2 separate regions of the Homo sapiens genome follow, and region 1 is linked to region 2. A link is a contact called in ENCODE Hi-C or POLR2A ChIA-PET data. All regions are on one chromosome and are shown on one strand. The core of a region is the stretch at or near the end of the contact, and the rest is flanking DNA. Distances in the headings are between cores, read along the strand shown.

Region 1 (7,527 bases), core at 4,588-7,087, 110 kb before region 2:
ATCACTGCACATCCATTAGAATTATTAAAATAAAAAATAGTGATAGCACCAAATGCTGATGAGGATGTAGAGAGACTGGATCATTCATTTATTAGTAGTGGTAATGTATACTGGTGTAGAAACCCTAGAAAACAGTTTGATACTTGCTTATAAAAGTGAACATTTGACTATCATATAACCCAGCTATTTTACCCTTGGGCATTTATTCCAGAGTGAGAAAAACTTATGTTCACATAAAAACTTGTGTACAAATCTTTATAGCATCTTTATTCTTAATAGTCCAGAACTGGATACAATCTAGATGTCCTTCAGTGGGTGAATAATTGAACAAACTCTAGTACATCCACATCATAGAATGCCACTCAGCAATAGGAGGAGTGAATACAACTTCTGTAAATCTCCAGGAAATTATACTGAGCGAAAAGAGCCAATCTCAAAAGATTACACACTTTGGGCATTGCATTTATATAATGTTTTCAAAATGGCAGTTTTAGAAATGGAGAATATATTAGTTGTTGCCATGAATGAGGGTTGAATGAGGGAAGAGGGATTATGAGTGTGGGTGTTAAATGGCAAAATGCGGGATCTTTGTGGTGATGGAGCTGTTCTGTATCTGGACTGTGGTGGCAGTCACACAAATTTATACATGTGATAGAATTGCGTAGAACTAAACACATACACACACAAATGAGTGCAAATAAAACTGGGGAACTCTGGTTGGTGGATTATGTCAATGTCAGTATTCTGGCTGTGATATTGTGTTATAGTTTTGCAAATGTTATGTATGGGAGAAACTAAGTAAAAGCTACTAGGGATCTCTCTGTATTGTTCCTTATAACTTCATTTAAATCTACAATTATATAATAGTAATTTGAATTAAAGTGTGTTTGACCCTTGAATAATTTTTTTAACAGTTAACATTAGGTGAACTCAAAGTTGAATTGTCATTGAAATGTTTTAAAGCTAAAGTAACTTTGCAGAAACCTGCAATTTTTTTTATTGCCAAATATAAGGCACACTTTTAAAAATGTGAATATTCTGTAAGAGATGATTAAGAGCAAGGACTTAGAAGCCAGGCTGTTTGGGTTTCGTTCTAGATTCTATGACTTACTACTGGCTTTGTGACCTTGGGAAAACTCCTTAACCTATCAAGCTTTCCTCTTCTGTAATATGGTTCCGTATAGTGGTGCCTACCTGCAGAATTATTTTGAAGATTAAATGAGTTAATATAGTTAAAATACTTAGAAGGTACCTGATATTGACTAAGCATTAAGTAGTAAGATAACCCATATTTTTTCAAGATTTCCTCAGAATTTTAATCTGCTACTACTTGGTTTTAGATACTTTAAGAAGCTGTGTTATCTTTTGTATGAACGTAATTCCTATTGCTGTCATACAACCCTTTGGAACACTAGTAGAAGAAGCAAACGAATGTCCGGGGTTGCAAGCTCTTGAGGTTTGTGTTAGGCTGGCACTGGGTTGGGTGACAATCCTCAGGAATTGTGGAGCCTGACTCCCTTGGAAGTTCTCTGCCAGCTCGCTGACCCCAGTCCTCGTAAACACAGTTCTTTGCCAAGCCCTTTCCTTGCTCCACCGCTCACTGTGATACGAGCCCCACTCCAAACCCCAGACTCCCGAACTGATCTCATGTAAACTTCAGGACCATCCTTTTGGGGTCCTGCTCTTGCGGTTGCGTAAGTACTCATTCTGCTCATCTTTGCATGACTTAAGATGGTGCTGTTGTTTTTGCCTGTGACCGAGAGCCTAATAGAAGAACTTCTGGAACCATCAGCGTGGCTTTCTGGGCCCTGGGAAATCTGGATGTTAGAATTAACAGGTTCAGATCGGCATAGTAGAGGAGGTTTGTGGTGTTCAGGGTGTCCCTGCCAGGAGAATTGGCTCGCTCCTACTTGAAAAGTCACTTCCGTGGAAAGGTGAATAAGAAGAAGAATAAAGGAATTAGTCAAGTTTCTGTGCTTACTACATGCCAGAGTCTTTTCAGGTATAATCGTATGTCTTTTTCTGAACCCAACTCTGTGAGGTCAGCTTATTACATTTTACAGAAGAGCACAGGGAGGGCCAGATGCTCAGAGGTTCTGACTAGCACAGATGGTGTCAGAGCCAGGATTCAAACCTATGTAGCTTTTATTGTACCCTACTGCAGTTAATAAAACTTCTTTTTCATACATTGTGTCAAATATAGGCAGTTAGCGCTAAAATGTGTCTGAAAGAATCTGTAACACTGAAGAGCCCAAAGGTAGAAATAAGTTTGAGAGTCAGGCATGAGTACAGTATCCTGGTGGGAGCAACTCTGAGAGTCAGGGAATGAAGCTGTGGGGAGGATCAAGGAAGGCACTGGATGTCTGGGACAGGAGGGAGGGCAGGGACCCTGGCCAGGAAGCCAAAGGGAGTTTGAGCAGATTTCTACAGACGCACAATTGCCACGTCTTTGGGCTCCCACAGCTCCAGCAAGTGTGTCAGCTGGGCACTTGAGACATCCTTCAGCCTCCAATAGCCCAGCCCATGCATTCCCTGTGATGAAGAAGACCTCACCTTTCTTCCAGTGGTCACATGAATTTGGTGACCTTGCCCTCACATGGGCTTCTGAATGGTTTCATGTTACTCCTAGCTTTGACCAGACATGGGGGAGCTGTTATCACTGCTCTGTCCTGGCTGTGTCTTGTTTTCTAACACAACTTTATCCTGCTCTTCCATCCTTCATCCTGTGGGGTGTTTCAGTCTGTAAAAGAAACAGAAAGAAACTGATATGAGGGTTACATACAAGAGAAAGGTTACATACAAGAAAGAGATGGGCCGGGCAGTGTGACTCACGCCTGTAGTCCCAGCACTTTGGGAGGCTGAGACGGGTGGATCATGAGGTCAGGAGTTTGAGACCAGCCTGGCCAACATGGTGAAACCCCGTCTCTACTAATGATACAAAAATTAGCTGGGCGTGGAGATGCGTGACTGTAATCCCAGCTACTCGGGAAGCTGAGGCAGGAAAATCCCTTGAACCTGGGAGGCAGAGGTCGTGGTGAGCCGAGATCCCGCCATTGCACTCCAGCCTGGGCGACAGGGCGAGACTCCGTCTCAACAACAGCAACGACAACGACAACAACAACAAAAAAAAAAAAAAAAGAGAGAGAGACAGATGGGCTAAGTTAGCCGAAAAAAGCCAGGTATTGAGGGGGTGGGGAATGGGTGTTGAGAAATGACTCAGTGGGTACAATGTATGTTGTTCAGATGATGGATGCCCTAAAAGCCACGACTTGACCACTACACAGTATTTGCATGTAACAAAATAACGCTTGTACTATAAATGTATACAATGACGAGGCACCAAGAGGTACCTGCGGAATCCCTTTCTCTGGGTCCTTTTTAAAAAGAAGGGTCATTTTTTGCCTCTGATGGTTTAGAGCTAAGTCTTGCCTAAGCAGGGTGACACCTTCCTGGTTTCTCAAGAACTCATTATGTTCTCTCAGCTTCTAATTAGCATTTTTATGTGCTTTCCTGGGGCTCAGTCCAGAAAGCCAAATAAATCATTTGCCTAACCTTCCTTGTTGAGGTTCCCCTGTGGGATGAGTGTAAGTATTTTATTAATTTTTTGGCAGCAAGCTCCTATCAGTTCAGTCTTAGCTCAGCCAAGACTCTATAGCTATCTCTGGAGGCACACAGGCTGAGACAGGAGAAACAGTAAGAAATTATTTAGCTGTGCAGCAGAGATAATCTTACCGATGGTCTCTGAGTATATTTTGAAACCTTGTTTTTGTTTGTTTGCTTGTTTGTTTGTTTGCAAATTGCCTTCATGGGAGATTAGCCCCTTCTGATGTTTTTCGTAAAGGGCACTTGAGTGTTTCTGCTGGGGGTTGGCCCCTCCGGGACAAGTCCTGGTGCTGAGCGTGAAGCAGGTGAGCTAGGTGCAGCGGCTTCTCCTGCCTGGTCCCCGTGTGGCAGTGTGCTCTCGCGATCCAGCCTTTCCAGTGTGACTGCCTCTTCTGCCCAGCCCACAGCTCCTGCCCATGTTCCCACTCAGCCTCTGACGCCAAGTTCATACTTTGTGCTTCTCAAGGATTCTGGCTGCAGAGCCTCCTTCCCTGCCAGATCCTGGCTCTTTTTGAGACTCCAGAAAGGTCACACAACCTGTGAGCCTCAGCTCCTCATTTATTTCACGTCTTGAGAATCACCTTTCTTACAGAATTATTGTAAGAATATTCAACATTTAGTTTATTGATATTTAAAAATAAAATATTATCAGCGCATATGTGTACCATTCTGCAAATGACAAAAGCACCCAGTAGCTGTGTATTCCTTGAGTAGGATGGCTGATTTCACAAGACTTGAGACCCTGCTTTCTTTTTCTTTTTTTTTTAAACAAGGGCATAAAAATGAAGCAAGAAATCATGTTTTCCTGACCTGTAATCAGCCTGCCCTGCCTCAGCTCCTTGCACCCTCTACTGCAGCTTCCACATCTGGACTTAATATTTTATCTGTCTGAAAATATATTTTAAAATGGATTTGATACTTTTCTTGATACCTGGAAGGACTTGAGGTGTCCGTCTCATTATTATGCCTATTTTTGCCCAAAATTCTTGGCTCTGACTGGCCTTCCCCTTTGTCAGCTAAGTGTGCAAAACTTGTCAGACACAGGCCCTGTGAGAAATCAGCACAAAACAAAATGGGAGACAAAGATGCAGAACCCATCTTGTGCTCTTTGATGTGCTGCAGTCAATGACTGAGGCTCTTTCATCAGCAAGAGCGTTTGGGTTCCCTGTTTTTTTCATTGCAACTTTCTTCCTCCTCACTCCAAATTAGCTGAAACTTTACCAGTTAGCAGGGTAGGGTGTCATCTACCCCAAGTTTTGGTATATAGTTTTCTTTCTGATTGATTATAAGCATCTTAACAACCATTTTCTGTAATGGGATTACTTTCAATGATCAAGTACGATTGAAAATGGGTTAAAGGTAGGGAAGATTTTCCTCCAGCCCCAGAAACTTACATGTTCTCAAATGCATGCAAAATTCTCTCTCTCTGTCCATGACTTCCTCAGCCTAACCCTCTGTTTCTATGACTCCTAAACTCAACCTTGCACTGGCCCCTGTGTTTAGAAATTGCATTTGGTTTCTCTGATAATCGGTTTTTTCCAGCCAGCTCTGCATTTTTCCTAGGCAGACAGCATGGAGTCACAAGAGTGACAGCTCATACACTGAGTGCTACAGGGGTTAAGGCGTTTTCCTGTATTATCTTATTTAATCCCCAGGGCACTGCGGTTACCATCCTCATTTTGCAAGTGAGGAAACAGGCTTGAGAAGGTGAAGTAATCTCAGGCACCAAGTACGAGGTGGAATTCAGAATCCAAACTTGGGTGCAGAAGTCAGAGCTGTGCTCGGAAGCTGTGTCTGCCTGGATTCCATTTTCTATCCTACTAACAATCAGCAAGCACTTCGAGGGCTCTGGCATGTCAGGGCCCTGTGTCATGGTGCATGGATAAACAGAAGCCCTAGTAAATGCTGCACCATTGCATCCACTTAGATAATACGATGCCCTACTTGTAATATATAATTGAGGTTTATTCCTCACAGGAATTGAAGGAAAAGGGACAGAGATAATGTGATTTTATGCAGTCTACTCTCCTCCTTCCCCCTGCCCTTCAGAATTAATCCCTTGGAGCCAAGAAGGCTGCAAGTCCGGCTGCCAGGGCCTGGCAGAGAATCTCGCTGTGTTTACTTTCTCATATGTTCTTCTGTGACCTTCTGTATCTGCTTCTGCCTCCCAGGCTTGTTTCTGGGAAGCAGAAAGCTGGAGAGTCGCTCAAGAGAGCACTGGCCCCTGTGTCAAAGGGCAGAGGCTCTGGAACTTGGGCCGAGCACTAATTATACATGTGACATCCTGCCCTGGCTGCAGGCTTTCTGTCTCTCATTTTCCCAAGAAATTGGACATTTGATGATAAAGCAGACTTTATCCTATCCCATATTTTGTTCTAGATATTTATTTTGTATCATGATATTTTATTCCAGAAGTTTTCTTTTTGTGATTATTCATTTAAAAATAAGTGACACAGCACTTTACACATACCTGGCCAATGCATGTTGATGCATCAAATATGCATACATTGTTCAAAATGATTGTTCAGCATCATTATGTTTTATTGGACCATTTTGTGGATGATCTTACTTGATGTTCACAACAGCCAAGTGAAAAAAGCAAAACTAATTCCACATAACAACTGAACGTTTGCTGCACAGAAACATGGCTGGCAGGTGGTCTAAGGTCTAATGGAGCCAGCTGGTGCTGTCTTCTGCATCAGAGGCCCTTGCTAAGTCACAGCCACCGCTGGTCCTGGCCTAGGAGTTAAACCACAGACCACAGTGAAAGACTTGAAAGTGCAAATCCATTAACATGATCATCCCTGGCTTATTGCTAAGTAACAACAATTATCTTGACCCTTTTAATAGAAGAGGACATCCGCAGGCCTGACTGTGAGTGAGGCAGCTCACCTGGTCTTCCCACTCAGGGAAACAGTGAACTTTTCCTACCTTTCACTTGGTGCCCCAAACTAGGGTCCTTTTTCTTCGTAACACTTCTAAGTGTTTTAAATTAAATTAGTATTTGTTGTTTACCCTTTGTTTTTCTTAAACAACAATAAAAAAATTAGCTGAAAAGAACAGAAGGCAAACTGTAGGATAAACCATATATTTGTATATGTATGTATGCATGCACATGTGTGTGTTCACAGATATGTGCATATGTGAGTGTGTACGTGTATGCCTGTGTTTTTGAATTTCTGTATATTTTTGTGCATGTTTGTGGGTATGTTTTTATGTGTGTTTGTATGCATGTATGTTCGTGAGTATGTGTGTGTGCATACATGTGTACCTACAAGAGGAACAGATATATTTGCTTTGGTGTTTCTTTGCAGATTCTCTATGTTATTATTTTTTTCTTTTGTATCTCACCAGGTCTGCTTGTATGGAGCATTCCAGGCAGGAGTATAGTGGTTCCCACTGGACAGATTAATTTCTTACCTATAGCATAATCTCAACTTCTCCATCATTGCTCATAGAAGAGTCTATATCTTTAGCTCTTCCTTCTCTGATTTGCTAAAGGCTACATCCTTGTGTCTTGCAGACACCCACCTCCTCTCTCATATAGTCTATGAAATGCCTAGTACATTTCCCCTTTCCTCCTTGACTCCCCAACTTTTCTGTGCAGCAGAGAAAGAGACTCAGGATGTATTGCCAGGCTATCTGTTTGCTCCTTCTCTCAACAAAGATTCATGGGACCCGTCTTTGGAAGAGTGCAGGGTGCGTGGCCTGGAGGGCACATCAGTGGACAAGCACAGCCTTTCTACCGTAGGTCCAGTGAAGAAGAAAGTGCACAGGTGGCATCAGCGTAATGCACCTTAGGTCCAGGCGGGCACCAACACCAGAGGATGGGGCACATCTGACAGGATTTGGATAGGAAGAAAACTTGCTTTGTCCTGGGAATAACTCAAAGTGACTCCTTTATCATTCACAAATATTTTACAT
Region 2 (7,396 bases), core at 3,977-6,476:
CATCTAGAGGCTGGAACTCTGGGCTTCCTTGAGCTTGAGCTCTCTACTGGTCTGTCCCTCTCTCTCTGTCTCCTGCCCTCTCTCCCCAGCTCTGTCTATCTTTGTCTCTCTCCACGTGATCTCTTCACACATTCTTTACACATCACAGCCTCTGTGTAGCTGGGCTTACATTGTGGCTACAGGCTCCAAGATCATGTCCCAAGAGGAGCTACTCCTTATCTCTTAAAGTTTTTTACATGGTTTTAATCTCTGTCACATTCATCGCACATGACACTTTATTTAGCTTTATTATTTAATTACTTGTTTTATTACTCATTTCACATAATTTATATTTCTTAACCAATTTATAAGGAGTTGATATGGCTATTTTGGTCATTTGTTGAAGGTTTTTTGCTTGTTTATTTTTGTCCTTTTCAATTTCACTAATTATATTTATATTTATAAATACTGATACTTTTTACTAAAGATTATAGAATAAATATAATACCCTCTTGAATCTATTGAAGTATTTTATGCATCTATTAATATATTTATTAATCTATTATGTACTTAAATATTTCACCAAGTTTTACTGGTTGAGTTGATTTTCCTTATTTAATACTTTTATGTTGATTCTTGATTTTTTTCTTTTTATTTGGATATAGGAAATTAGTTTGAGGAGGCCATGTGAGTGAATTTCTACAGCATAAAAGAAATCACTGATCATCTGTGAGTAAGCACACTTTTTGCTGCTTCTGGGATGGAAGGAGAGGGTATGATTTTGGGGATGGTGGGGTGGAGCACAACATCAAGCATGTTTTTCCGATTTCTTGGGTAACATGGCTTCTGGCTGTTAAAAGCTCCAGTTTCCTCTTTTATGCTGCTTCTGGTATCAAAAATATACTACTTCATACCTAAGACTTATGCTCTCTAAATGTGGTGGGTAGCGTAGTGGGAATGGGGGGCAGGACCATCTCCAAGCAAAACACCTGTTTCTCTATCCCACACTCCATCATATCCTCAACTCCTGTTTCCATGACCTACTAATGGTTAATCCACTAACACTGTGTAGCTGAATATGGTTATCTTCTCTATCAGTTTGTTTTCACACTGCTGAATATGGTTATCTTCTCTATCAGTTCATTTTCACACTGCATACCAAAGACTGGTTAATTTATAAAGAAAAAGAGGTTTCATGGACACACAGTTCCACGTGGCTGGACGGCCTCACAATCATGGCAGAAGGTGAAAGGCATGTCTTACATGGTGGCAGGCAGGGGAGAATGAGAGAACCAAGTGAAAGGGGAAACATCTTATAAAATCATCAGATCTTGTGAGACTTATTCACTACCACGGGAACAGTATGGGGGAAACCGCCCCCAGGATTCAATTATCTCCCACTGGGTCCCTCCCACAACACGTGGGAATTATGGGAGCTACAATTCAAGATGAGATTTGGGTGGGGACACAGCCAAACCATATTATCTTCCTTCATTAACATTACTCCTCCAAAAACATACACGAGTAATGGGAACATTAGTTTAATATCCTCCACCTTTATGGATAGGGACATTTGTTTTTCTTTCCTTTCTGTATCCCTGACATGTAGACATCATCCAACGGTGTGCACTCAACAATCCTACACTAAATAAATGAATGCACGTAAGAATAAATAGATAATATCTAAAGAAGTTTTTTTTTAAACTTGGTATAGGTTCAATACAACTTTTAATAAAGATTTATCAAACCCACAAAATGAAATAATTACTTGCATTTGACTAGAGCTTTTTCATTTTAATTCACAGAAAATTACATACATAACATAGCACAGTTTTCCTGTTACATTCTCCTTCCCTTCTCAAAAGAATGTTGGTGAGAAGCCTTAAGTAAGAAGTGGTTCGTGTTCTAGAGCAGATGGGGCTCCTTTGAGCCTGTGCCTGTCGGGTTCTGACATAGAACTGGGTGTCTATGCTTTTCTTAAGTCTCTATCCTTTTGCAGAGTGTAAATTACTCTTTCAGCTTCTTGTGAATTGTAAATTCAATTTCTAAATACAATTTGTCTCTTATTCTGTATAAGAAAGTTAGTTTTTATTTAGTACACTGCAAAATAACAGTTAGTACTGGAGATCATTCTCCCATATGTTCTTGTTTGGTCTGCCAACTCTTATTAAGGGAGAGTAATATCTTGACGGTGTCCCAAATCAAATTTTCCTACATTGAATGGTCAGTATTATTGACATTTCCTCTTCCATACCCTGCAAGACACACCCACTTACCTTATTTTAAGAGTATCACTCTTTTGTCATTTGATCAATTTTATGTGGGCCACACCAGACATAAGTAAGCACTGTTGGAAGATACCAGGAAATATAAGTGTGAATACAGTCGTGCATTGCTTAACAATGGGGATACATTCTAAGAAATTAAAATTGCACTATTAGGCAATTTTGTCTTGTGTGAACATCATAGACTGTACTTACCCAAACCCAGATGGTAGAGCTTACTACACAGCTAGGCTATATGTATAGCCTGTTTCTCCTAGGCTGCAAACCTGTGCAGCATGTCACTGAACTTGATACCGTAGACGAGTATACACAATGGTTCCATACTTTTGTATCTAAAGATATCTAAACATCAAAAAAGTAAAGTAAAAATAGAGGATAAAATATTTTTTAAAAGGGTGCATATATATGGAGAACTTACCATGAATGGAGTTTGTAGAACTGGAAGTTGCCCTGGGTAAGTCAGTGAGTGAGTGGTGAGTGAATATGAAAGCCCAGTGAGTCAATTACTCAACACTATGATAGATTTTATGAACACTGTGCATTTAGGCTACACTGAATTTACAAAAGAGTATTTTTTCTTTCTTCAGTAACAAAGTAATTTTAGCCTACTGCAACATTTTACTTTATAAACTTTTAAATTATTTAAACTTTTTGGCTCTTTTGCAATAACACGTAGCTTAAAATAAAAACACATTATATACCTGCTACAAAAACATATTCTTTCTTTATGTCCTTATTCTATAGGCATGTATCTATTTTTATTTTTCTTACTTTTTAAACATTTTTGTCCAAAACTAAGACAGAAGCACATAAATTAGCTTAGGGTTACACAGGGTCAGGATCATCAATATCAGTCTTCCATCTCCACAGCTTGTCCCACTGGGAGGTCTTCAGGAGTAATAACGTGCATGGAGCTGCCATCTCCTATGATGACAATGTCTAAGACCTGCCTGAGGTTGTTTTACAGTTAACTTTTTTTATGAGTATAAAAATACAATAAAAATATCAACAAGAATATAGTATGCTAAATGCATAAAGTGGTAACATAGTCACTTATTATCTTACCAAGTAATATATTCTGTACATAATTGTATGCACTATACTTTTAAACAACTGGCAGCATAGTAGTTTTGTTTACACCAGCATCACCACAAACACCCGGGTAATGCATTGCACTATGATATCACTAGGCAGTAGGAATTTTTCAGCTTCATTATAATCTTATGAGACAGCTGTTGAATACACAGCCTGTTGTTGATGGAAACACCATTGTGTGGTGCATGACTCTATGCTTTAGATTTGGCCCTCATGGAATAGACCACTGCAAGGTCAATGCTAGAGAGAACTCCTTTGCAGGAGAGAGAAATATGGTGGAGTAGAGGAACAGGGGAGTTCTGTGGATGACCTCTTTCATCTGGGCTTTGGAAGATGGGAAAAGCTTGGTCATACAGAGATTTGGACTAAACGTTTCATGAAGAGGAAGCAGATTACGAAATAATTACACAGAGGTCAGTAGTTCAACTGTTTCACCTAGAAACTAAGGTGGAAATTATACAGAAGTTAGTCTTTTCTATACTGGGCCCAAGAAAGTGAGCAAGGGCAATATGTTTTTGTTTGTTTTTTAGCATCTTTACAAGTTTTTTCCATCTGGTTTGTCTCAATTATCTTTACAAAATTCCTTGATCTGTAGATATAATTGTTATAATATTGTAATAATATTATCCTTCTATTATATTATAATTTATCTGTAGTTACATTATTTGATTTATCCCTATTGTATTCCATGCTTGTTTGGTTCCAATACTCAATAATAGCTTATAACTGAAATGTCAATTTAATCCTACAAACATTTAAAGAGTATCCAATACCTAGGTAATTATCCTGTTTTACAGGTGAGTCGATCTAAGCTATACTTATATGATTAAAAATAATTAGTTTGAGTTGTCTTTTGCTCTAATTGCTCCTTACTTCACTCGAAGTTCTTATTGCTCAGCTGCAGAGTATTGTGTAAGCACAGCAGGGAACTTTTATTTTGACTCTGTGTTAATGTAAAAATTATGCTTAATAATACAAGGAAGAATGATTCCAGGGTGTTTAGCCATGTGTTGCAATGGTCATTATTTCCTTCCAGTATACTTATCTCTGAACCGATCATTTTATTGGCTCTTTGGTTATAAATGTTTTCAGGAAGTGCTTTCTGAAACAATAAATACCTCTCTGTCCCATTATCCAAAAATTCCCTGCATTTCATGCCTACATTCAATTTTGGCTACACACGGAAAAAAATAAATAAATAAATAAAAGTAGCTTTTGTTAATCAGGCCTACAAACTAAAACCTAAAATTTTGGAATTAAAAACTAATAATTTGATAATTTTTTAAAAGGAATGTTGGAGAATGTTTAGTTCCAACTCTCACTTTAGTGGAGTCTGTAAGAAACAAATAATTATTATTTCTAGAAAGAATAACAATGTCTTTATCTGTATAGCCTACAATGTGCTTCAACGCTTTAACTTGTGTGTTCATCCTGAAGTGGGTGCTCTTGTCCTCATTTTAGAAAGGAGGAAATGAGTCTTGGAGAGGGTAGGGGACTTGTACCAAGTATAGGAGCAAGGAAAAAAGTGAAGTGACTCAATCACAGTGAGCCCTCTTCACAAATCCAGTGTTGTTCCCACTGCCCATCAACTGAGAAGCTGCTTTTCCTCTTAAAAACAAAATAAACGTAGAAACAAAGAAACAAAAATCCTCTCTTCTACTCTGGATTCAGATGACAGTCGTATTTTGCTCAAGAATATTGAGCAATCATAAATGAGTTTTCTCCCCTCCACACTGGAGATAAACCACAACTTATTATAACAAAACTGGTCACTGCTCTTGCCAAAGTATTTCATCAGCTTCTGGCATGCGTTATATCTTGATACACTTATCCAGCATGATGGCTGGCGTGATCCTCTGCCTATTTAGTATGTAGGCTAGTTCAGCAGAGGATTTAATGACAGGAGATTTTTCTTTGGCTCCAGGGATCGGCATGCACAGACAGGACCCTGTGTGAATTCCCCAGCATGTGATGATAAGATACTTCCAGTCTGCCAGCATCAAGCAGCTTCATTAATTAAAAACACATTGCGTGTTATCACTAAAGATTGATTTTTCTAGGAAGAATTACCCTTTGGCATTTATGATGAGCATGAAGAAGAACAGATAATACAATTACTGACAGGACTTTCCTCATTTTAGGACAGCAAATATTTAAGATTAGGATTAAGATTTCAGGAGAGACAGCCTTTGTGATTATTCTGCAAAGGAAATATTTGGGACTGCTGTTTTCGTTTTGTTTAGGCTGACCCTGGGAAGTAAACATTTGCTCAGCCATACTGAGTATCTGTGATTTAATGGGATATGGGCCCTAAACATATTTTAGTACTTCACCCCTTTATGCTTAAAACAAAACAGTGCAAAATAAACAATAAATGGACTAATAAAAAGTTTATATAGCTGCCAAGTGCTGAAAAAAGTCTGGTGAAGTCAAGTTATCTGTTTGAAGGAGATTACTGATATTTTCAGCAAGAAGGGCAGTGTTGTGAGAGTGTCTGGCCCTCATGGCACCAATGTAGAATGATGATGCAGGAGAATCTGGGTTCCAAAGCCACACAAGGAACCATTTATATTTTTGTCCAGCACGATGTAGATATTCCCAATATCCCATCAAGTGGTTGCGTAGTCCCTGTTTAAATTCCTTTGCAGACCTCATTATTTTACAAAATCTGTGATTAAACTAGAAGAGCTCAAATTGATAGGAAATCCTCCTAGAGTGGAAGTGATACTTTTTTACTTCCTGCTGTGACACATCAAAACTTTTCTATTTGAAACTTCTACATGTTGGACCTAAGTTTTCTCCTTTCTTACACTAAATGTCCTCCATGAAGTCTGCTACTTGCCACTTAAATTATCCAGGATCTCCTGGGTCTTGGACCCCTGCAACATCCAGGATCACCTCTAAACACATGGCAGTTTGCAGTGACTCAAAGTCAAGCACAGTAATCCAATGGCAAGTGCAACAAAACATCGTATCCTTAGGTTTCCACTATTCATTTACATTAAAGCTGCCTATGTTGAGTTTAGATGTTTAGGCAGAGCTTTCACGGGTATGTCATTTTTGAGTTGATGATGTAGCCTATGATGGCTTTTCTTCCATGAACTGCTGTTTAAATAAGTTCCCTTCTGCTTGGGTCTAGTTGAAGTGAGAGAATCAAAGGTAGATGTTTTTACCCCATGAAACACTGCCTCACTAGTTTCAGCCTTTTCTTTCAGCCACTTAACATCTCTAAAAATCTAACTTTACAATCCTTTGCTTTATTGACACAGCCTTGCTCTATGGCCTCTGTTTACCTATCTTTTACGTCCTATTGAAGATATTAGTGGGCGAATGTTCCTAGTAGATAGAGCTACCCCTTAGTCTATTCTGACTGGCTGTCCACAGAAATGTAGAAAAGTGCTCATAGGAGGGTCTACTTACAAAGTTATGACATTGACATAAATCATTTGCATTAGGTACATCAAACACTGGGATCCTTAACATTTTTTCCTCTCCTGTCCATTTTGATTTAATATAAACATAAGCTGGATGTATCATGATATCAAACACTTGTAGGTTACTTAAAGATTGCCCCAAACATGGAAACTCAGGAAAAATGTCAACGTAATTTGAATTGTTCACATCATATTTATGTTTTAAAAAGTTTACTGAATATTGCTCTATCAAACGACTTGTTTTGGTACCATCTAAAACCAACTAAGGCTCAGGTTGAGGAACAGGGTAGAATGGTTGCTGTTTATGGATATGTAGGAGGATTTGACATGAAAGTTCACTGGTTGTAGATTTGTGTTGGCTCACTTTTATTTACTTAGTGAAATCTACATGCCTTAGATGGCAGGTAAAGCACAAGACTGCTCTGATCTTGGCTCTCATGACATTCCTGTGCAACTCTCATTTTACTTCAGGCTCTACCTCTAAAATCCACCACATGGCCTCGCCGTCCATGCTTTGCTGATGTTTTCCTGTATCTAGAATGCCTTTTCATTTCTGGGGGCCTGTGAATATGGTCGCCATTTTTCAAGGTTCAGTGCAAATAC

Evidence for each region. Hi-C counts contacts between places; a loop is a spot of excess contacts on that map. ChIA-PET counts read pairs that join two places held with the same protein, here RNA polymerase II (POLR2A). Pooled maps may share reads with other maps.
Region 1: a map of heart right ventricle shows a loop between it and region 2 (2.1-fold over the local background). The contact joins two enhancer-like sites. A Hi-C loop is called at or near these places in 7 of 168 maps with a recorded cell type or tissue (Right ventricle myocardium inferior, cardiac septum, heart left ventricle and 2 more) and 2 of 50 pooled maps. POLR2A ChIA-PET finds 5 or more read pairs at or near these places in 3 of 52 experiments (A673, PC-9 and activated T-cell).

What each region holds. Positions count from the first base shown.
Region 1 is chr7:47,043,609-47,051,135 of GRCh38, reverse strand. The region is part of intron 2 of LOC105375268 (a long non-coding RNA gene); the gene reads left to right. Among named protein-coding and RNA genes, the nearest start is that of SNORD151, 420 kb to the left of the region's middle. Within about 2 kb of position 5,837, at least 4 of the 41 ENCODE cell types and tissues checked have a DNase peak (open chromatin) inside an H3K27ac peak, as active enhancers do; they include heart right ventricle, where a contact is called at or near this core.
Region 2 is chr7:46,930,746-46,938,141 of GRCh38, reverse strand. LOC124901626 (a long non-coding RNA gene) reads left to right here and starts at 645. Exons shown (of 2, transcript XR_007060316.1): 1 at 645-708. Within about 2 kb of position 5,226, at least 10 of the 41 ENCODE cell types and tissues checked have a DNase peak (open chromatin) inside an H3K27ac peak, as active enhancers do; they include heart right ventricle, where a contact is called at or near this core.